Linked DNA regions of Homo sapiens: all the other regions are linked to region 1. The links are chromatin loops, found by intact Hi-C in ENCODE. Cell type or tissue: PC-3. All regions are shown on one strand. Region 1 holds the start of LOC107985375 (a long non-coding RNA gene). Region 2 overlaps GCSAML (germinal center associated signaling and motility like). Region 3 overlaps NLRP3 (NLR family pyrin domain containing 3).

What was found. Hi-C counts contacts between places; a loop is a spot of excess contacts. Peaks named below come from ENCODE experiments on the same cell type or tissue, not always from the same donor. Only the 100,000 strongest peaks of a DNase experiment are listed, where the experiment ranks them.
Region 2: it touches region 1 in a loop (16-fold over the local background); 24 of 110 quality-filtered maps call a loop at or near these places.
Region 3: it touches region 1 in a loop (8-fold over the local background); 14 of 110 quality-filtered maps call a loop at or near these places.

Annotation. Positions count from the first base shown.
Region 1 is chr1:247,385,963-247,393,962 of GRCh38, forward strand. LOC107985375 (a long non-coding RNA gene) reads left to right here and starts at 3,814. Exons shown (of 2, transcript XR_001738574.1): 1 at 3,814-4,386; 2 at 7,380-7,900. RefSeq lists a silencer at 6,879-7,161. In PC-3, CTCF peaks have their summits at 4,311 (motif pointing right) and 4,516; DNase peaks (open chromatin) are centred at 909 and 4,339; H3K4me3 peaks cover 413 bases.
Region 2 is chr1:247,571,985-247,579,984 of GRCh38, forward strand. GCSAML (germinal center associated signaling and motility like) reads left to right here. Exons shown (of 5, transcript NM_145278.5): 5 at 2,159-5,706. The coding sequence ends at 2,398. The region is part of intron 2 of LOC102724446 (a long non-coding RNA gene); the gene reads right to left. Among named protein-coding and RNA genes, the nearest start is that of OR2G2, 12 kb to the right of the region's middle. In PC-3, a CTCF peak has its summit at 4,735 (motif pointing left); DNase peaks (open chromatin) are centred at 2,867 and 4,737; H3K27me3 peaks cover 2,078 bases.
Region 3 is chr1:247,448,616-247,456,615 of GRCh38, forward strand. NLRP3 (NLR family pyrin domain containing 3) reads left to right here. Exons shown (of 10, transcript NM_001243133.2): 10 at 1-202. OR2B11 (olfactory receptor family 2 subfamily B member 11) reads right to left here. Exons shown (of 2, transcript NM_001004492.2): 2 at 567-6,449. The coding sequence starts at 3,367. The coding sequence ends at 2,414. Among named protein-coding and RNA genes, the nearest start is that of OR2B11, 5.5 kb to the right of the region's middle. In PC-3, a CTCF peak has its summit at 4,189 (motif pointing left); no DNase peak of the experiment used is centred here; H3K4me3 peaks cover 355 bases; H3K27me3 peaks cover 3,828 bases.

The DNA of each region.
Region 1 (8,000 bases):
GGCCCACACCTGTAATCCCAGCACTTTGGGAGGCTGACGTGGGTGGATCATTTGAGGTCAGGAGTTTAAGACCAGCCTAGCTAACATGGTGAAACCCTGTCTCTACTAAAAATACAAAAATTAGCCAGGTGTGGTGGCGCACACCTGTAATCCCAGCTACTCTGGAGGCTGAGGCACAAGAATTGCTTGAACCCGGGAGGTGGAGGTTGCAGTGAGCCGAGATGGCACCACTGCACTCCAGCCTGGTGACAGAGCAAGACTCCATCTCAAGACAAATAAACAAGTAAATAAAAATAAGCAAGAAATAAAATAAGAAATAAAGGTAGCAGATGGAGATTTAGGAGACAAGGACTCCAGACATGCTCTTGCTTATTCTATACCTATAGTTCTCACTGTGTGGTCGGGGGATCCCCATGGAACTCCTGAGATCTTTCAGGGGATCTGCAAGGTCAAAACTATTTTCATAATCATACTATGACACTGTTTTCACTCTCACAAGTGTAGACTAGAATTTACTTTTCCCCTTCTTCCCTTCTTCTCTTTCTTTTTTTTGACAGGGTCTCACTTCACTCCCCAGACTGAAGTTCCATGGCATGATCATGGCTCTCTGCAGCCTCAACTTCCCAGCCTCAAGCAACCCTCCCATCTCAGCCTCCTGAGTTGCTGGAACCACAGGTGTGCATCACCACGCCCAACTAATTTTTAAGTTTTTGTAGAAACAGGGTCTCTTTATGTTGCTGAGGCTGGTTCAAACTCCTGAGCTCAAGCGATCTTCCCACCGCAGCCCTCCAAAGTGCTGGGACTACAGGCATGAGCCACTGTGCCCGGCTTAGACTGGAATTTTCAACAGGCTAATGCTCTGTGATATTGCAGTAGACTAAAGATGCAGAAGTATTAGAGACTCCAGCTGCTTTCTGCTGAGTCAGACATGAGTAAGATGTGCAAACTGTAAGTCAGTGCTACTCTTCTCAGACTTTTTAACAATTTTTCTGTTTTGGCTTCTGATACAGTAAATATCAACAGATATAATCCCCACATGAAAGCCCCCTGGAGTCCTCATTTTCAAGAGTGTAATGGGGCCTTGAACCAAATCATTTGAGAACCCCTGCCCTAGAAGTAAGAGTGTTTTAAACCCACAGCAAGCCGGCCTCTCTGGGTCTCAGTGTATCCTTTACCTAAAGGAAGGATATGAGATAAGATGATTTCTAGTATCTCCAGATCTGGACAGGTGAAGATGGCCTAACTTGGCTGGTGGGTTTATAAGCGAGTCTGACTTGTGAGGGTGAAGGGAGGGGAGGGCCCCCACACAGCTAATTGTTCCACAGCGTGGCGCTCTGGGTCTCAAAGGAGAGAGATTCCTGCTTCCCTGTTTTGCTGTTTGGTGCTTTTGTGTTCTGCTATAAGCAACAGAGAACTTGGCCAAATTAAAATGTTGCTGGGGAGTGAGTGGTAGGAAAAATTAGGATTGTGTGCTATATTTTGGGGGGTTCTTCAGAGAAACAGAATCCATAGGATACACATAGTATATGAGATTGATTATGGGAATCAGCTCACACGATTCTGGAAACTGAGAAACTCCACCACCTGCTCTCCGCAGGCTAGAGAGCCAGGAAAGCCAGTCGGGGAATTGAGTCTGAGCTTGAAGGCTGGAGAAGTGTAACTGCCCAATGGGCTCACCTTGCCCAGTGCCTGGATAGAGCCGATTTAGCAAGATAGAGGAATTGCAGTGGAGAAAGTGTAATTCACGCAGAGCCAGCTGTGCAGGGGAACGGAGTTTCGTTGTTACTCAAATCAGTCTCCCCAAACATTTGGGCAGCAGAGTTTTTAAGGACAGCTTGGTGGGTGTGAGGAAGCCAGTGAGCCAGGAGTGCTGATTGGTCAGAGATTAAATCATAGGGAATTGAAGCTGTCCTCTTGCACTGAGTCAGTTCCTGGGTGGGGGCCACAAGATCAGGTGAGCCACTTAATTAATCTGCATGATGCCAGCTGATCCATTAAGTGCAAGGTCTGCAAAACATCTCAAGCCACTGATCTTAGGAGCAGTTTAGGGAGGGTCAGAATCTTGTAGCCTCCAGCTGCATGTCTCTTAAACTATGATTTCTAATCTTGTGGCTAATGTTAATCCTACAAAGACAACCTAGTCCCCAGGCAAGAAGGAGGTCTGCTTTGGGAAAGGGCTTTGTTTTAAACTATGGTCTTTGTTTTAAACTATAGGCCGGGCACAGTGGCTCACGCCTGTAATCCCAGCACTTTGGGAGGCCGAGGTGGGTGGATCACGACGTCAGGAGATCGAGAACATCCTGGCTAACACGGTGAAACCCTGTCTCTACTAAAAATACAAAAAATTAGCTGGGTGTGCTGTTGGGCACCTGTAGTCCCAGCTACTCGGGAGGCTGAGGCAGGAGAATGGTGGGAACCCAGGAGGTGGAGGTTGCAGTGAGCCGAGATCACGCCACTGCACTCCAGCCTGGGCGACAGAGTGAGACTCTGCCTCAAAAAAAAAAAAAAAAAAGGTAAACTATAAACTAAGTTTCTCCCAAAGTTAGTTCAGCTTATGCCCAGGAATGAACAAGGGCAGCTTGGAGGTTAGAAGCAAGAAGGAGTCAGTGAAGTTAGATCTCTTTTGCTGTTTCAGTCATTAATTTTGCAAAGGTGGTTTCAGAAGCAGGAGCACTGATGTCCGAGGACAGGAGAAGGTGAATGTCCCAGCTCCGAGAGAATGTGCCTTTCCTCCACTCTTCTGTTCGGCTCCTCAACGGATGGAACGATGCCTGCCCGCGTGGGTGAGGGCGGATCTTCCTTACCTAGTCTGATAGAAACGCTAACCTCTTCCAGACTCACCCTTACAGACACACCTAATAATAATGTTTTACCACTTCTCTTGACATCTCTTCCCAGTCAAGTTGACACATAAGATTAACTTCCACAGTTGCTCTGTCCAAGTAAAGGGTTTTGCCAGGGCCCTTGACCTCAAGAGACAGAAGAACCTGAGAGCACACTGGGAGGCCATGTCACAACCCTGTGAAAGGGTGGGGAAGAACTCTCTGTCCATGTCCCTGGATTTCTAGATGTTCAGAGCTGGATGGGCCCATGAGGAGTCTTTGGTCCAACTTCCCAACAAAACAGTCTCGTTCTCGCAGCCTCCCAGGCAGGATTGCTGGGCCTTAATGTCCAGGGAAGCTGATGAGCAGGAGTGTGGGAGCGAAGCCTTCCCTTCTTCCCTTCCTGGTCACAATCAGGAAAGGGAGTTGCTCCTGCTGACCTATAGAATCTCGATTTCAAGACTGACTGATTCTACAACCAAACGAGAAAACGAGAATTCTTACGTAAGTTCAGAGTAACAACTGTATGCAAGACTCACTCCCACCTGTGTCCTCCTCGACTCATTCTTCCCCACCTCCTGTGTTTCAGTGCGTAACAAACTGCCATGGACTGGGTGGCTTATAAACAACAGGATTTTTTTTTGTTTGTTTTTTGAGACAGGGTCTCATTCTGACACCCAGGTTGGACTGTAATATGATTGATCATAGCTCACCACAACCTCAAACTCCTGGGCTGAAGTAGTCCTCCTGCCTCAGCCTCCCAAGGAGCTGGGACTCCAAGCACAAGCCACCATACCCAGCTAACTTTTAATTTTTTGTAGAGATGAGGTCTCTCTATTTTGCCAGACTGGTCTCAAACTTCTGGCCTCAAGTGATTCTCCTGCCTTGCCCTCCCAAAGATTTGGGATTACAGGAGTGAGGTACTACACCTGGCCCAACAGAAATCTATTTCTCACAGCTCTAAAGGCTGGGAACTCCAAGATCAAGACACCAGCAGGTCTGGTGTCTGGGCTGGTCTGGTGTCTGGTGAGGACCCGTTTTCTGTGCTACTGATGGCCATATATGTTCCTTAGCTATAATCTCACATGGTGGAATGGACAAGGGATTGCTCTGTGGCCCCTTTTATAAGGGCACTAATTCTCCCTTCAGGGGGCTCCACTCACATGACCTAATCACCTCTCCAAAGCCTCATCTCTTAATACCCTCATCTGGGGGGTTAAGATTTCAACATATGAATTTGGCAGAGACACGGACATTCCATTTATACCAGCACCTCTTTATATTAGGTTTCATGCAAGCAAGCCCCGTCTTTCCCCAATATCCCACCCTTCACTTCTGTCCTGGAAACTTCGGGGACGCCAATCATGTACTCTTTTTTACAGCAATTAGCTTTCTCCATCCGCTGGTGCTGCTCCGCAGTCCTCCGCTCTCCCTCCTTCCTCTTCTTAACCTGGGGAGGGCAGAGGGATGATTGTCACTAACACCCAGGACCAGCAGAGGGCAGAAGAGAGTAGCAGGAACCTCCAGTGGAGCAAAATGAGGGACTCTCCTCTCAGTTAAGCAGGTGAGCCAAGGCCAGGCCTCTGGGCTACATATACAGTCCCAGGGGGAGAGAGCGAGGTCAGGTCTAAGACGCGGGGATGCCCCAGCTCAAGATGTGCTGCAGCAGCAGCTGGAGTCGGGCTCCTGAAAAGAGTCGAGCTCAGTGTGGTTAGGAAAAACATTGCAACAGCAGTTTCAGGCTACTTCCGTTTTCTTTCTTATTTTTATCTTTAGAAGCTCAGTATATTAAAAAAAAAAAAAAAGAAATGACAAAGCAGAGTTACGAAACTCTGGTGTGTTTTAAATGTTTACATCGAATACACTTCCTTTTACAGAAAACTCAAGATTCCAGTACACTGAGCAATGATATGCTTATTTCTGTGAGCACAAAAAAGACAGTGATGAAAATACTTGACTAATGAAAAATTTGGAAGTTTGGGGTTTTTTTTTTTTTTGCAAAATGATTTCACTCTGGGACTTTTGATGTTATACCATCAGGAGCTTGAGTGACAGCCATTGTTTTATTATTATTATTTGAATTGGGGGTCTCGTTCTGTTACCCAGCCTGGAGGGCAGTGGCACAATTATAGCTTACTGCAGCCTCGAACTCCTGGGCTCAAGAGATCCTTCTGTCTCAGCCTCCTGAGTAGCTGGGACTACAGGTGCACACTACCATGCTTGGCTAATTTTTTAAACATGTTTTTGTAGAGATACGGTCTTGCTATGTGTGGTGTGGCCAGCCTAATCGCAAACTCCTGGCCTCAAACAATCCTCCCTTCTCAGCCTCCCACAAGCACTAGAATTACAAGCATTAGCCACCACACCCAGCCACAGTCATCATTAAAGGAAAAAATACTCTGTCCAGGTGCAGTGGTTCACACCTGTAATCCTAGCACTTTGGGAGGCCAAGGCGGGTATGTCACTTGAGCCAAGGAGTTCAAGACCAGCCTGGGGCAATATGGCAAAACCCTGTCTCTACAAAAAGTACAAATATTAGCCAGGTGGGTTGTGATGTGCACTTGTAGTCCCAGCAGCCTGGGAGGTTGAGGTTGGAAGATCGCTTGAACCTGGGGAGGTCGAGGCTGTGAACCATAATCAATCACGACTGCATTCCAGCCTGGGTGGCAGAGTGAGACCCTTCTCAAAAAAATATTCCGATGCTTTTTGAAATGGTAACAGAGACTTTATTTAGCACGATTCCAGCAGGGGTATTGTAATAGAGCAGAGAGAATGGACTCAACCCTGAATGCAACAAGGGAACGTTGGGATTTATGGCTAGGGAACAGGTTGGGAGTCAGTGGACAGAGATTACTAAGAGGATATAGTAAAGGTGAAAAAGATTCTGTTAGACTTTAATCAGACTCCTGAACCTGGCCTAACAGAACTTTAGTCAGGCTCCTGAACCTTCTCCTAGACCCATCTGTGCATTTCCTTATAAAATCCAGCTTTAACAAGAATCCTGCTAAGTCAGTTTAACAAGAATATCCTCATCCTTGGTATCTGACTCCTCAATGGCAGATTGGGTTCCTTATTTTTCATTATCCCCCAGGCAATGTTCAATTACCCCGGCCTGCCTTCAGCAAGAGTATGTTAGGCCAGTTCAACCAGAACCCCCTTACCCCTGATATTTCCTCTTCGTAATTTTTTATCTACTGACCCCCACCCTTCTCTTTGGTTATAAATACCCCCTCTTCCTTGTTGTATTTGGAGTCCGACCCAACCTCTCTCCCACCGCTAGATCCCACTGCCATGTTACCTACACTTATCACAAGGGTCCAGAACAAAGTCAGCCCTCCCATCCTTTAATAAGTACCATTGAATAATTTTTCCTTAACAAGGGTAGGGATATTCTTGCTAAAGTGATCTAACAGGATTCTTGCTGAAGACAGGCCAGGGTGATCAGATATCACCTGGGGGATTGTGAGGGATGAGCAACCCAATCAGATATGAGAATAGTCAGATATCAATGTGGGGAATGACTTAGCAGGATTCTTGCTAAAACTGGGCTAGGCAGGTTGATGAGAGGATGGGGGCCAAGGACAAGGCCTGGTTGAGGAGAAGATTCCGAGGAGTCTGACTGAAGTTTGGTAGAGGAGGGAATCTTTGTCACAGTTCACTGTAACATTAAAGTCTGGACTTTTTTTTCCTTTTTAACATTCTATCACACTTGGAAATGTCTTGCAACAATATTGTACTTTGAACAAAATAGTTACAGGACTATGAAAAAGAATCTTAGACATGCTACACTGTAGGCAGCATGGCCTGGACATGGACCTGTGCTTACAGCTGTATGGTAGAAAGAACCTGTGTGAAGGTGAGTTTAAGTATCGGAGTGTGAGAGGCCTTCTGAGGACACAAAGCTTCTCTGTGCCTCACCCACAATGGTGTCTTGGTGAATGCCTTTAGACTGAGTGAGCATTCATCTAGTCTGAGACTTCTTATCTACTGCATTTTTTTTTTTTTTTTGGAGAAACAGAGGTCCCACTATATTGCCCAGGCTGGTCTTGAACTCTTGGCTTCAAGTTATCCTCCTGCCTCAGCCTCTCAAAGTGCTGGGATTACAGTCATGAGTCACCACGGCCTGGTCTGTCTACTGCATCTTAAAGGAGCAGATGCTTGCTTTTTTTTTTTGAGACAGGGTCTCACACTGTTACCCAGGCTGGAGTGCAGTGGCACAATCATGGCTCACTGTAACCTTGAACTCCTGGGCTCAAGAGATCCTTCTGCCTCAGCCTCCTGTGTAGCTTGGGACTACAAGTCCATGCCACCATGCCCAGCTAATTTGTTTTTTAAATATATATATATTTTTTGTAGAGACAGACTGTTGTTATGTTGCCCAGACTGGTCTCAAACTCCTGGCCTCAAGTGATCTTCCTGCCTCAGCCTCTCGGGGTGTTGGGATTACAGGTATGAGCCACCATGCCTGGCCTACATGTCTACTTTTGATCCTGGGAATAGGCAAGCATCCTCCCTTCCCTCCTCTTTTATGATTGTTCCCTGTACATCCACCTCCAGCTCCAGGACTCTACCTCTCATCAAGGCTGACCAGAAGCAAGATGATGGAAGCCAAGAGAGCTCCTCTGCATGCTCCACTGTCTAAGCTCTGCTCTGCATCTGCCGTGATTCTTCTTCCAAACAGAAAACACCGTCTTTCTTTTTGACTACATCTGTCCTCAGAGATGGTGCTGATGGATCCATTTATAATTTATGTGAATTTAAACCTTTGCAATTTTTACATGGAATAAAAGGACCTATTTTCTGGAAAGAAAATGCTGAACAAGAGCTGAGAACCTGGGGCAATCTAAGGCAGGGGTTCCTCCCTAACACCCCTGCTGTCAGAAGCCAGCTGGTTGGCCATAGATCACTTCACCTAACACCCAGTGCCCAGTCACATTTGCCCCCAAATTGTACAACTCAAGCTTAACTTTCACATATTTTAAGATAGTGTCAGCCCCTTTTGCAATATGTAGATGATACTTTTTGTTTGTCATTTACCATTTCAAAAAAATTAAAGCATATTGAATATCTAACTTAAAGCATATTGAATATCTAGCTTGCTTTCCTCTCAGGTTACTAATAAGAATTGCATTTTTTAATGCTTAATCACATATTAAGCTTTCCATTTGGGAGTTTTGC
Region 2 (8,000 bases), 190 kb after region 1:
GATCAATTTGGCTATTGATACTTGTGTATGCTTCACGAAGTTTTCGTGCTATGTTTTTCAGCTCCATCAGGTCATTTATGTTTTTCTCTAATCTAGTTATTCTAGTTAGCAATTCCTGTAACCTTTTTTCAAGGTTCTTAGCTTCCTTGCATTGGCTTGGAACATGCTCCTTTAGATCGGAAGAGTTTATTACCCACCTTCTGAAGCCCACCTCTGTCAATTTGACATACTCATTTTCCGTCCAGTTTTGTTCCCTTGCTGGCGAGGAGTTGTGATCTTTTGGAGGAGAAGAGGCATTCTGGTATTTGGAATTTTCAGCCTTTTTGAGCTGCTTTTTCTTCATCTTTGTGGATTTATCTACCTTTGGTCTTTGCTCTTGGTGACCTTTGTATGGAGTTTTTGCGTGGTTGTCCTTTTTGTTGATGTTGACGCTATTGCTTTCTGTTTGTTAGTTTTCCTTCTAACAACCAGGCCCGTATTCTGCAGGTCTGCTGGAGTTTGCTGGGGATCCACTCCAGATTCTGTTTGCATGTGTATTACCAGTGGAGACTGCAGAACAGCAAAGATTGCTGCCTACTCCTTCCTCTGGAAGCTTTGTCCCAGCAGGGCACCTGCCAGATGCCAGCTGGAGCTCTCTTGTATGAGGTGTCTGTCGATCCCTGTTGGGAGGTGTTTCCTTGTCAGGAGGCATGAGGGTCAGCGACCCACTTGAGGAGGCCATCTTTCCCTTAGCAGTGCTTGAGCACTGTGCTGGGAGATCTGCTGCTCTCTTCAGAGCCAACAGGTAGGCAGGAATGTTTAAGTCCGTTGAAGCTGCACCCACAGCCTTTCCTTCTGTAAGCCCCTGACTGGGGCTGCTGCCTTTCTTTCAGAGATGCCCTGCACAGAGAGGAGAAATATAGAGAGGCAGTCTGGCCACAGTGGCTTTGTGGTGTTGGAGTGGGCTCAGTCCAGCCCAAATTCCCCTGCGGCTTTGTTTACACTGTGAGGGGAAAACTGCCTACTCAAGCCTCAGTAATGGCAGATGCCCCTTCCCCCACCAAGCTCGAATGTCCCAGGTCGACTTCAGACTGCTGTGCTGGCAGCAAGAATTTCAAGCCAGAGGATCTTAGCTTGCTGGGCTCCATGGTGGTGGGACCCACTGAGCAAGACCACTTGGCTCCCTGGCTTCAGCCCCTTTTCCAGGGGAGTAAACAGTTCTTTCTCATTGGTGTTCCAGGCACCACTGAGGTATGAAAAAAACTCCTGCAGCTAGCTTGGTGTCTGCTCAAATGGCCACTCAGTTTTGTGCTTGAAACCCAGTTTTATGCTTGAAACCCAGGGCCCTTGTGGTGTAGGCACCCAAAGGAATCTCCTGGTCTGTGGGTTGCAAAGACCGTGGGAAAAGTGTAGTGTCTGGGCTGGATAGCACTGTCCCTCAAGGTATGGTCCTTCATGGCTTCCCTTGGCTAAGGGAGGGAGTTCCCCAATCCCTTGCACTTCCTGTGTGAGGTGATGCCCCACCCTGCTTCTGTTCACCCTCTGTGGGCTACACTCACTGTCTAACCAGTCCCAATGAGATGAACTGGGTACCTCAGTTGGAAATGCAGAAATCACCCGCCTTCTCTATTGGTCTTGCTGGGAGCTGCAGACTGGAGCTGTTCCTATTCAGCTTTGTTCTTTTTGCTTAGGATTGTCTTGGCTAAACAGGCTCTTTTTTGGTTCCATATGGAATTTAAAGTAGTTTTTTCTAGTTCTGCGAAGAAAGTCGGGGAGCTTGATGGAAATAGCATTGAATCTATAAATTACTTTGGGCAGTATTTCCATTTTTATGATATTGCTTCTTCCTATCCTTGAACATGGAATATTTTTCCATTTGTTTGTTTCCTCTCTTATTTCCTTGAGCAGTGGTTTTTAATTCTCCTTGAAGAGGTCCTTCACTTCCCTTGTAAGTTGCATTCCTAGGTATTTTATTCTCTTTGTAGCAATTGTAAATGGGAGTTCACTCATGATTTGGCTCTCTGCTTGTCTATTATTGGTGTACAGGAATGCTTGGGTTTTGGATACCTTAAGTGTAAGAGCACCATCAGGTGTATAAAGAAGAAGGGAAGGTAGTACACTGAGTTCAATTTATGAATGACCGTGGATCCTTGATTTCTTTTCTCTTTGTGCTTGGCAGGAAAACGAGAATGGCAGTGGTTCTGAAGAAGTGTGCTACACTGTCATTAATCACATCCCCCATCAGAGATCCTCCCTGAGCTCCAATGATGATGGCTATGAGAACATTGACTCCCTCACAAGGAAAGTGAGACAGTTTAGAGAAAGGTCAGAGACAGAATATGCCCTTCTTAGGACTTCTGTTAGTAGGCCTTGTTCCTGCACCCATGAGCATGATTATGAAGTTGTGTTTCCACACTAAAATCCTCAAGCTGCTTTATCACCTTCCAGCAATGAAGACAATGCAGAATAGCAGACTCTGGCGAAGTTGTTCACCCTGAGCAGTGCATGAAACATTCCTTTCTGGCTAAAGTTTAGAAATATTATCTTATTATATATCCTTAGGCAACTCTGATATGTGGCATCTCTGTGGCTTAGGTGAAATCATAGAAATTGACACAATGACCTAAAATATTCTATGTGTTTTTGCTTGTAAAGTTTGAGGACATGGAGGTGATAAAAAAAACTTTCTTAGGACAATAATGTAAAATGAAAATAAATTTCTAATCCCCCTGACTAACTGAATGGACCCTCTTCTAGGCCAAAGAGACCTCAGATGAACCTGAAAGACTGAATTCTGGCCATGATAGGAAGGGAGGTGAGACACACCTTGTTATACCCCTTCCCTTTTGGAGTTTATGCACAAGTGACCAGGATGAGTCATAAGACTGATGAAATAGACTGATTGTGGCAATAAGAGTCCCAATTCCAACCTGACTCTGGTGTAGATCACACACTGTCTGAGGGATTCCATCTATGAGACTTTGTCTACATAACAGAGACCTTGGTTTCCACAACCCCTTTATTTTAGCTAAAGCATTCTTTTCTACTGACTTCTTAAGTCTTTAGACAAAGCTTAACTCTTTCAACCAATTGCCAATCAGACAAACTTTGAATCTACCTATGACCTGTAAGCTCTCTCCTGCTTCAAGATCTTGCCTCTTTAAGCTGAACCGATGTGCACTTTCCATTTAATGATTTATGTCTTTGCTTGTAACTCCTGTCTCCCTAAAATGTATAAAAGTAAACGGTGACCTGACCACCTCAGGCACACTTTCTCAGGACCTCCTGAGAGTGTATCCCAGGCCATGGTAAGTCATGTTGGCTCAGAATCAACCTCTTTAAATATTTTACAGAATTTGGGTTTTGGTTACCAATAAGTCTCCACAAATATATGTCCAAGAATCTTCAATTCCAAGCCTGCTCACCAAATTTCAAATGCCAACATCTCCCCATCCAATTACCTATTTCATCTTTGAGGTGTAATCTACTCAATAAACTGTGTAAGACCAGTGACCAGACCCTTTGCTAACCTGACATTTACTTCAATTTTTCTTTTTCTATGTACTGGATATTTTTGCATATAAACTTGCAGTAATAGTTCAAAAATTAATAGTTTTTGACATTGGCTTTTCTGAGAAGAGAAATTGAAAGTGTCACAAAATAAAAAAAGATGAAATGAAGCATATATAATTGTCAATTTTTTCAATTTTCTAGCCAACAGAGAATCGAAGGATTCTGTTCAAATATTAGTAAAAATTGAAAATAAACTTGTGCTTATATTTTGTTTGCAACACACTAGTTAATTTAACCTGTGACTAGTTATCTCTACCGAAGGTGGATGTGTAGTTTCTGGTTTTAAAATTCAAGCAAACTGGAAAATAATCCATCTAATTATGCTTTCTTTCCCAAGAAGTTTTTTAATGATATGCCAGCTTCCTAATTTGGAGACAAAAGCCTTAATTGACAATGCATTCATTATATATTTTTTTGTATAGTTACAGTATACGAGTTGAGTATCCCTTAGATGAGATGCTTGGGACCAGAAGTGTTTTGGATTTCAGATTTATTTTTGGATTTTGGAATATTTCCATACATATAATGAGAGAGTTGGAAAATGGGATTCAAGTCTAATCATAAAATTCACTTATGTTTGATATACACCTTATCTGAATAGCCTGAAGGTAATTTTATACAATATTTTAAATAATTTTATGCCTGAAACAGAGTTTGCGCACATTGGACCATCAGAAAGCAGAAGTGTCACTATTTCAAGTCAGTGCTCAAAAAGTTTCAGATGTTAAGCTGGTGATGCAGTTCATGCCAGTGATCCGAGTACTTTGGGAAGCCAAGACAGGTGGATCTCTTGAGCCCAGGAGTTTGAGGCCAGACTGCACAACACAGTGAGACCTCGTTTCTACAAATAATTAAAAAATTAGCCAGGTGTGGTGGTGCACACCTGTAGTCCCAGGTACTCAGGAGGCTGAGGTAGTAGGATTGTTTGAGACTGGGAGGTTGAGGCTGAACTGAGCCAGGATCTTGCCACCACATTCCAGCTTGGGCAACAGAGTGAGACCCTGTCTCAAAAAAAAAAAAAGTTTCAGATTTTGGAGCATTTCAGATCTTCAGATTAGGGATTTTCAACCTGTACTGACCTTTTAGTCATTGACAAGCATTAATCAATAGGTGGACTCCAGATAACTCATTTGCTGTATACACATTTTGCCTCTCTATTCAACGAATTCTTATGCCCTCTTGTGGTGATTTTAATGTGCGGAAGGGAAACAATAGAAATTTTGCAATTCTAGAAAAGTCATTCTGTCAAAATATGTCAGTCCTGTAGATATTAGCCAATTTTAGGAAAATGACAAAATTTTTTACTTTTCGTCTGCCTTTGTAGCTGTTTTATGATATAAATACCTTATTTGTAATAAAATTAATTTTAATTTGAGTAACAATCTGGAATTATCAGAGAAGGGGCAAGCAATAGGTTAATAAACAGTATTGATTGGTAGAAGGAACGTTGAAATCCAAGAGCATCAATGTCTTCTGGTGGTTCACCATAAGCCACAGCAGATGTCTTAATCTTTCCGAGATCTAGTTTTTCAGCAAAGCAGGATTTAAGAAATGTAACTATCTTATGTGGTTATGAAGAACAATAGAATCATTGCTGTATAAGTGCTTTTTAACCTGTAAATTTTGTGAAGCTTATCTTTTATGCATATAAATATTTGAACATTTTACATTGTTTATATTTTTAATCAGTTTTACTCAAGTGTGATTATATACAAGAAAATGTAACCACTGTAAGGGTAGAGTTATAAGAATTTTGTCAAATGTATTCACCCATGTAGTCACCTCCTTATGAAGAGACAGAACACGTACATCCTCCCAGAAAGTTCCACAGTGCTCCTTTTCCCTGAGTTTCACCAGTCCTGGCAACCAATGATCTGCTTCGTATAATTATAACTGTTCTAGATATTTGTAGCAATGTACCCTTTCCATATTTATTTTGTGTGTGTAAGGCTTCTTTTAGTCATTATAATATTTTTGAGATTCATCTATGTTTAATGTTCTATCAGTAGTTGTACATCTTACTTGTCTCAGCATATCACCATATAGATATACTATAATTTGTTAATCTAATCACTGATGGATATGTAGGATATTTAAGTTTTTGACATTATGAATAAAGTGGCTATAAATGAATAAAGCGACTACAAATTTGAATATCTAGGTGTGTTAGTTTACTGGTGCTACCATAACAAAGGACCACAGAGTGAGTGGCTTAAATAATAAACATTTATTTTCTCACAATTCTGAAGGTTAGAAGTCCAAGGTCAAGGTGTTGGCAGAGCGGGTCTTTTAAGGGAAAAAGCCTAAAAACTTTGAGTTGGTTTCTCTATGGGAAAATCTTTTCAATGCATCTCTCCTAGCTTCTGGGGGTATGCTGACAATCTCTGGCATTTCCACATTTATTGATAAAATGGATACATGCCAAGGGATGAGAAATACATGTGACAATAATCAGGGGTCTTCTACCTCAGTGGAATTTCTAGGGTCAAGTGGTGTAAAGCATGTTGAGATTTCCTTCTGTGATGAAGAATAAATTGTTGTACCTCGTTTCCTTTATGCCCAGAAAAGCAGCATAATGTCTAGTGGCCCCTTTGGATCTTGGCAGCAGCGTATTCTTCATTTGGGTGTGTTACTCTAGCTCATTGACTAAGAAACTTGCTAGCTTTGAGTGGGGACTCAGAATAAGAGCAGGCTCTGCAACAGGTCCAGGCTGCTGTGCAAGCTGTTTTGCTACTTGGGCCGTAGGATCCAGCAGCTCTAATGGTTCTTGAGGTGTCAGTGGCAGACAGGGATTCTGTTTAGGGCCAGGCCCTTTGCCAGGGCCCTCTAGGTGAATCACAGCGAAGACTCTTAGAATTTTGGAGCAAAGCCCTGCCATTTCTTCAGACACCTAAGCTTCTTTTGAAAACTGCATTGGGCTTGCTCCTGGGCCTTATTAAAGATTGAATGCTTAACCATGGGCCACCAAGTTACCATGTGACCTGAGCTGCCCCTCATAAAGGGGATGTAGTCTGACCTGTTAAGCTATAAAACGGGGTATGTGCAGAGCACTTCATTGTAAAATTGAAAGCATACATATGAGATCAGGCTCAAGCAGGTCCTGAAAACACTAGTAAATTACATAAAGAAGTGACCCAAATGTCCGTGGTCCCCACTCATGCTACACTACCTTACACTGATGGCCTCATGGTGAGTTTCCTATGGTCAATCAACAGGCCCTACAGAAACCTTGGGCCTGGTTCATAGACGGTTTTGCACAATATTCGGGCACTGCCAAAAAATGAACAGCTGCAGCACCACGGCCCTTTCTGGGACATCCATGAATAATAGTGGTGAAGAGAAATCCTCCCTCAGAGTGGAACTTCAAATAGTACATCTGGTTCCTTGCTTTGCCTGGAAACAGAAATGGCCAAATGTGTGATTTTTTTTTATCAATTCATGGGCTGTGGCCAGTGGTTTGGTGGATGGTGAGAGACTTGGAATGAATATGGTTGGACAATTGGTGACAAGGAGGTCTGGGGAAGAATTATGTGGATGGACCTCTCTTAGGCTAAAAACCTGAAGATATTGTGTTATGTGAGTGCTCACCAAAGAGTGACGTCAGCAGAGAAACTAATAGTCAACAGTGTGTGGATATCAGTCAGCCTCTTTCCCCAGCCACCCCGTCATCACACAGTGGGCTCCTGAACAGGTATGGTGGCAGGGATGGAGATTATGCATAATTTCCATTCTTCAAGGCTGACCTGACTACGGTCACTGCTGATTGCCCAATCTGCCAGCAGCAGAGACAAACATTGAGCCCCTGATATGGCAGCATTCCCCAGGGCGATCAGACAGCTACCAGGTGGCAGGTGGATTACACTGGAACACTTCTGTCACGGAAGGTAGTTCTTACTGAAATAGACACTCTGGATGTGAATTTGCCTTCTCTGCACATTACGGTTCTGCAAAAGTACCGTCTGTGGACTCACAGAGTGCCTTATCCACCACGATGTTATTTTACACAGCTTTGCTTCTGGTTAAGGAACTCACTTCACAGAAAACAGAGTGTGCCAATGAGTTCATGCTCATGAATTATGAATTCACTGGCCTTACCATGTTCCCCATGATCCTGAAGCAGCTGGCTTGTAAGAATAGTGGAATAGCCTTTGGAAGACTCAGTAGCAGTATCAGTTTGGTGGTAAAACCTTGAAGGATTGAGACAGGTTCTCTATAATGCTATATAGGCTTTGAATCAATGTCCAATATATGGTGTTTCCAACATAGTGAGGATTCATGGGTCCAGGAACCAAAGGATGGAAATGGGATTTGCATCATTCATTATTACTCTTAGTGATCCACTGACAAACAATTTTTGTCCTCACGATCTTAAGCTCTGCTTGCCTAGAGGTCTTGGTTCCAGAGGGAAGAATGCTTAGGTCAGGAGACAAAACAACGTTTCTGTTAAA
Region 3 (8,000 bases), 63 kb after region 1:
TCCGGTGGAGTGTCGGAGAAGAGAGCTTGCCGACGATGCCTTCCTGTGCAGAGCTTGGGCATCTCCTTTACGCCAGGGTGAGGAAGACACCAGGACAATGACAGCATCGGGTGTTGTTGTCATCACAGCGCCTCAGTTAGAGGATGTTCCTCTTGGTGACCTCATGTAATTAGCTCATTCAATAAAGCACTTTCTTTATTTTTCTCTTCTCTGTCTAACTTTCTTTTTCCTATCTTTTTTCTTCTTTGTTCTGTTTACTTTTGCTCATATCATCATTCCCGCTATCTTTCTATTAACTGACCATAACACAGAACTAGTTGACTATATATTATGTTGAAATTTTATGGCAGCTATTTATTTATTTAAATTTTTTGTAACAGTTTTGTTTTCTAATAAGAAAAATCCATGCTTTTTGTAGCTGGTTGAAAATTCAGGAATATGTAAAACTTTTTGGTATTTAATTAAATTGATTCCTTTTCTTAATTTTAAAAAAGAGTACCTAGAAATTTTTCAAATTATTTCTCTAAACCACTAAAGATAAATTAAATTGTTTGGTGCATTTTAAAAGTCACTTTGGCAAATGATTCCATTGTAGATAATTTTTAAAACGTTACCTCACTCTAACTGTAATGAGTGGAATTTCATCTTTGATAGGATAGGAGATTGAAAATCGTGGAGGGAAAGGTTTGAGAGTATCAGAGCCTGCGCTCCTAACTAGAAGTATTATGTAGAAGATGCATCTTGCTTTCAGTTGATAACAGCTTATTTTGGATTTATCCCATCCGAGGAACAGTTCATCTATTATACTTCACAGAGCATTAAGTTATAAGGAAATATTTACTAATTGCTTCTCTACACATGGACAACTCTTAAACCGCATGGAATTGCTCAGGATGGAAATACTATTTCCTCTGTACAATTAGCCATCAAAGTAGCCACACTTTGCTACTCAAAGTGTAGTCTATGAACTGTCGATATAAGGAGCTTGTATAAGAATGTAAAACAATCACATTATTAAACATACCTTTTAGATGAGCTGACATTTAAAAAAAACCCTGAAGACTATTTTTATAAGGGAAACAGTATGAGATTTACATTCTGTTGCAAACTCTGTCTTGTTAGCACTTCTGAGCAGCACCAACTGGAGACTGGGTTTCTGCATCTTGGTGAACTATTACCGACTGCCTTCCTGCTACAAACACTTTGATAACCTATATAAATAATGTAATCAGAAACACATAGCTGAGCTTGAAAGAGAGAAAGAGAACCTTTGGGCATTAGGACATTAAAACTGGCCAGGTTGCTGAGAATGCCATTATTTCATTCCTTTTTATGGCTGAATAGTATTTTTCCATGGTATATATCTCACATTTTCTTTTTCTTTTTTTTTTGAGATGGAGTCTTGCTCTGTCGCCCAGTCTGGAGTGCAGAGGCGCGATCTCGGCTCACTGCAACCTCCGCCTCCCGGGTTCAAGCAATTCTCTGCCTCAGCCTCCTGAGTAGCTGGGATTACAGGCGTGTGCCACCATGCCCAGCTAATTTTTGTATTTTTAGTAGAGATGGGGTTTCACCATCTTGGCCAGGCTGGTCTTGAACTCCTGACCTTGTGATTCACCCGCCTCGGCCTCCCAAAGTGCTGGGATTACAGGCATGAGCCACTGCGCCCAGATGGTTCCATATTTTTCCAATTGCAAATTGTGCTGCTATAAACACGCATGAGCAAGTATCTTTTTCGTATAATGACTTATTTTCCTCTGGGTAGATGCCCCGTAGTGGGATTGCTGGATCAAATGGTAGATCTACTTTTTGTTCTTTAAGGATCCACAATGTTTTCCATCGTGGTTGTACTAGTGTTTGTACTAGTTTACATTTCATGGAAAAACTTTCTATAGAAGAAAATGTGAACTACAGAGAAAAAAAAATCAAAATCACAGGAAGAAGATAGCAATCTACTTCATTCCTGGAATTGTCTGAAAAAGTCGTGTAAAATTTGTGGAGATTTAAGTATATGGAGAAAAACACTTATTCATTGTAAGTAAAATAAGATTGTATTTCAGCTTCATCTTGTGTATACTTAGGAGTAATAGAAAAGAGACAAATGGGGAGAGAATAAAAGAAATATAGGAAGAGGAAAAGAGAAAAGAATCAGGAAATTGGAAGTGAAATAATTCCACACATACTTATTGAAGTCTATTTAAACAATGCTTAAAAATATATGGCCTCTTAGAATTATACGTTTAAAATGAACTTTGTCGCTATGGGATTTGGGGCATTATAACAGGAAGTGAGATGTTTGAAGACAGGGTTTTTGAGCTCTCTGGGTATTAACTCCTTAAGTGAAAGATGCTCTGAGTGCACAATAGACTTGTGCTGTGTTCTTTAATTGATGGAGATGCTACATCTCATGTCCTCATCATCCACAGAGCCTCCAGATCCTGGCCAGAAGTCTCCTCAGAGCCCCCTTCATATCTTTATTTCTCAGGGTGTAGGTGAAGGGATTGAGAGTGGGGGTGATTATGGAATAGAAGAGAGAAATAAATTTGCCCTGCTCTTGGGAGTAGCTGGAAGGGGGCTGCAGATACATGTAAATCGCAGGTAGGTAGAAGAGGGAGACGATCATCAGGTGGGAGGAACACGTCCCAAAGGCCTTGTGTCGTCCCTTGGAGGACTGGATCCTGAGCACTGCCCGGGCAATAAAGCCATAGGAGAGAAGGATGAGAGCCAGGGGCACCAACACGAAGAAGGCCACCAGCACAGCCAGTATGGTGTCATTCACAGCGGTGTCAGCACACGACAGCTTGATCACGGCCGGCACCTCACAGAAAAAGTTGTTCAGCACCTGCCGCCCGCAGAATGGCAATTGCACCGTCAGGACCACCTGCACGAAGGAGTTGCCGAAGCCACTGAGCCAGGCCAGAGCCACGAGCTGCTGACAGAGAGCACGGTGCATGAGAACGGCATAGTGCAGGGGCTTGCAGATGGCCACGTAGCGGTCCAGGGCCATGGCGGCCAGGACGATGCACTCCGTGCATCCCAGCCAGTGGAAGACTGCATATTGCACAGTGCAGCCTCCATAGCTGATGGTCTTCTGGGAACTGCCCATGTTGACCAGCATCTGAGGGACTGTCGTGGTGGTGTAGCAGAGGTCCAGGAAGGACAGGTGACTGAGGAAGATGTACATGGGGCTGTGGAGTTGAGGATCCACCCGGGATGCCAGGATGATGGCGACGTTCCCCAACATGGCCAGCACATAGGACAGCAGGAGGACCACAAAGAGAGGGAGTTCCAGCCACGGCCTGTCAGACACACCCAGAAGGATGAAGGCTTTAGGGGAGTCCCCTAAGAAGCTATGGTTGTCACTTTTCATGTTGCGGCATTTTCTGGCACTTGTGGCAAATTGAGAAAATTGGAATGAATAATACCTGAGAAGAGGAATTGATCACTTTCCTCCCTCTTGCATCCACTCTTCCTTTCCCAGGTGATAGCCTGTTTGATTCTCCTTACCTCTGTGGAGACGCTGGGATGCGGAAGGGTCAGAACCAGGAGCCCCAGTAGCAGCCTCTGTGTCTTTGCTCTCCTTCCTACTCAGTGGCCGCAACTAAACCATTTAATATTCCTGAACTTCTGCATCTGTAAAATGGGGAGAAATACCTCCTTCAATTGCCAAGACTTGGGGACGATAGAGACATTAAGTATGTGAGAAGAATACCTCACGAATGACAATTATGTTCCAGGTAGAGCGAAGCGTGCTGCAGCTCCCATCACCGTCAGAGTGTTTGATTTCTCTCTACATCCACATCGACAAGGAATTGTCCACCTTCTTAGGCTTTCCCATTTTGGGAGGTAGTGGTAGGAGGGAGGCAGGCGGTGACATAAAGCAAGCAGAAGGGCTTTGTGAGCAGCTGGGGGCTGTATTGATAGGACCACCCCCCGTCACTGGCTCACGCTTGCATCCAGCTCCCGGATTCATGCTGATCTCCGCTGTCATGACCACACACGCACAGGCAGCCCTGTCACTCACACTGGCAGTAAAAGCAGCACAATTCTAGGTCCTGTGAGTCTCTGGAGTGGAAGAGCCAAGGTATACGTTACTTCAGCCCCTGAATAGGTCATGGTAGTTAATGAGACCCCAGACCATGGAATTTTGAGCACAGGGAGAAAGCTCTTGATTGGCGTGAGAAAGGTAGCCCCTGGAATTGTCTACGGAAAGATCAGACTGCCCTCTAGGGCTAGGTTTTATCTGATGGCTTGAGTGACATTCCAATTTCCTGCACAATTTCTTTGCCGAGCAGCTGTCACCTCTCAGTGATAGAAAACAGCCAATTTGATTTCTGAAACCATTGCTGTTAGGAAGCAACTGGGTTGCCACCTGCTGATTCGTGGGTCCTTTCGACTGCACCATTGGCTTCTCACCTCCTACAATCGCTCAAGCATTGCACACCTTCCAGTTCCTGATGGGGATGTTATGCTCCATGATAGGATTGAAAAATATTATTAATAAACAATAATTAATTAATCATTATTCATAATAAATCCTGTAAGCAGATAATTTATGAAGGATTTTTATTCTTGATTTGGTACCTTATGCATAGACTGTAAAACTAACGGAGATCTGCTCAGCTTACATGTTGCAACAGGTGTTCCCTGCTGCCCCAGTTGATGTTCTGAAGAACTCTACTGTTACTGGAAAACAACTCAAACTCCAGGGTTTCAATGGAGGAATAAGTTCAGTTTTTCCCTCCTGCTTCTCTAGTTTCAAAACCACACACGTTTTGTCAGAAAGTTGCCAATATTCTTGTGAAACATTCAATTATCGTATCTCCTCCCAGATTCTATCAACAATACTTATGAAATAAACTTCACAGAATGTGATCTTATCTCTAACGAGCTCAAGATGCCTGTCAAAACAGTGAGCTGTGGCCGAGCAAAGTCAAGCTAGCACATTTTTAAGTCTAATTATTAAGAAGTAAAGGAATTATGACATTTCTCTTTCTGAGATTTCTGATTCCAGAGTTTCTTTTCAGAGCCTAAACTGGGAGAAAAGGGAGAAGTTGTAGGGATAGTGAAGAAAGAAATGAGAGAATGAAGGAAGCAAGAAAGATAGAGGGGTAAATGTATGCGGCAATTTATAATAAAGACAAGTTATTTACCACTCACTGTGAGCCAGGTACTGTAATAATAACTTGATGTTGCCTTAATATCTCAGCAAGGTCCATGTTTTCACCCCTAATTGACTGAGCGACTCGGGAGGACAGCTGGTCTACCTTAGTTACACGGCAGCAAATGGTAAAGCCAGGACTGAAAGCCAAACTCCTGCTCTTCACTACTATTCTCTCCAGAACTTTGCTTTAAAAAAAGAGCAGCTGGTGACATGGGGAGCAGCAAGGGCAGTCGCGTAAACGACTGAGACAAAAGAAGTTCCTGGGAAGGGGAGATGAGGGAGAGGAAGGTCACAGGATAGAAAGGGGCAGGGATTAGAGAGGAGTGGTTTTCTTGTAATTATAGTCCACTGTACATGTGCACACTTACGTACACACGTGCACACACATGCATGCACGTGCACACGCACACACACACACACACACACACACGCACACACACACGGTTTCTCAATGGCAAAGCTGGACACTGCCCAGCCCTGCCCCTCATGCCCTGGATCTGATGCCCTTCTGTTCAGGTGTTTCCACACGGAGCTTTCGTAGGTGTCTAGCCTCTGCACTCCTTGACCTTCTTTCATCTTCCCACTACCCAAGTACAGGTGCCCCCTCAAGGCACAGCCTTGCTTCCCTGGATGGACACAGTAGTTCCCACAAACATCGCCATCGCATTCAGACGGAATCCCTCAGGCTGTATCTACAGTTGTCAGTTCCTCACTGACCTCTAACCCCCTTTTTGACATTGTGAACTGAGGCATCCCAAATTTCACCTGGCAGCCATCCCCCCAGACTCAAACCATCTCCTTCATCTTAATTCTGGCTGAGTTCCCTTCAGTCACCGTGATGCCAAGTACTGAGGTTCTTTCTATTCATGTTCTACTCCTCATTCACTCTAGTTCAGCACCGAAGTTAAAGAATTCAACACCCACACAATGCTGTGATCCCACCACAATGTTGCATCGTTGCAGGCACGCACTGTCTGTATCCTCACCACTGCCGTCCTGGGCAGAAACGCCCACCAGGACCCCTCTTGGAACTTGCTACCTGCCTCTCTGCAGGCAGTTTCAACCCCTCACTCACCCTCACACGAAGTCATCTTTCTGAGACTCAGGCCTTAAGGCAAAGATATCTTTAGGTGTTTCAATTACCAAAAACGTAAGAACCCGTCGCTCAAGAGTTACCTGCTGATTGTATCATGTTCACGCTGAATTCCCGCAGTTTCTTCTGGGGGCTGCTGGCAGGCTAGGCTGTGAACACGCAGGCTGTGATACACCCTTAGATATATATCATTCCCTGTAGGATATATAATCCTTATGATTAATATTTATATCTCTATATCTATATCATCTACCTCTTATCCCTGACATTTGCTGCTGAAATCTCTGCTGAAGCTTGACGGAACACATTGTTACCTACTCCATCACACAAGATGGAAAATCAAATTTACAGCAGTGTGTGGAATTCCTAGAAAGTAGCTTATGAGATGGGCAAACAGAAACATGGTCATAGGATTTTATTGCTTATTAGTCCAAAGGGTCTCTTTCTTCAGTCTAGAATGCAGCCTCCCATCCCACAACCGGGATAGCCTGGTCCAGGCCCTGTTCAGCTGCGGAGGCCATCATTGGGATTACACTCAAGAGAGTCTTGGGGACAAGGCTTAATGATAGCAGTATTTTCCTGAACTGATAATAACACGGACTCTTTCATCACAAAAAGAGAAAGAGCCCCTTTCTCCTTATTTAAGAGCCCCTTTCTCCTTATTTGTTTGCATTTGCAGTCCTGGTTCAATGGCACGCTTTTTCTTAGGAGTCTAACAAGTACAATCGAGACGTTAGCTGGCACAGGGGCTTGAGAGCACACAAGCCCAGCCTCAACTCCACCTCTTCATCTTTATTCTCAGTGTCACTCAGCAGCCTCTGCAATGTAGTTAGTGTCCCTGTGCATGCACAGTCCTTTCTCATCCTGTGCCAGGACTGGGGAAGTGCACATCCTCCTGCTGGGAATAGCAGGAATGTCTTGGGAATCTTACGTTCTTCCCTTCCCTTCATGTCCCACCTCTGGTTTCAGGACAGCCCGGTTTCTTTCCTTTAACTGCCCTCACTAATTTAACACTATTCATCATCTTCTGTAGCTCCCACAGTACAAAGGGGTTTGAGGACATGAATATGCCTATTGCCACAGTGGATCTGAGGTCTAATTTTTCATAACACTTTAATTTGAAAGATTAAACAAATTCTTAGCATTGAGAGGAGAAGGGAAGTAAGTGCACACTGAATGAGCACCCACCAGTTCTCTGTGCACTAGGCACCGCATATGAGCCTTCCCATATCCCATTTCAATAACTCTGGAAAACTGAGAGGTTCAGAAAGATTAAGAAGTTCACCTCGTTCAGGGACTGGGGTATGAGTCCACAGGGTAAGCTATTTAAAAATCCAATGCCGGTTCACATGGAGGGGAAATTACTTCCTCATAAGCCTCTGGATGTCATAATCTGTCACTCTCAAAAGTAACAAACAGTTCCCCTTTAAAAAACTTTATTTTATATTTACTTAAAATAAATAGAGATGGGGTCTTGCTATTGCCCAGACTAGTCTCGAACTCCTAGGCTCAAGTGATCCTCCCACCTTGGCCTCCCAAAGTGCTAGGATTACAGGCGTGAGCCACCTCACCCAGCCCAGTTTCCCTTTTACATGCACGACCTCGTTAAACACCCTGTAAACCTGAAAAATATTAAAGACCTCGCCTAATGGAAAAATTGTAAATTTGCTGTATCATTTGGTAATCATTTCCAATATGTTAATTTTTTACTTTTTAGGGAGATTGTAATTACTTTTTTTTCTTTTT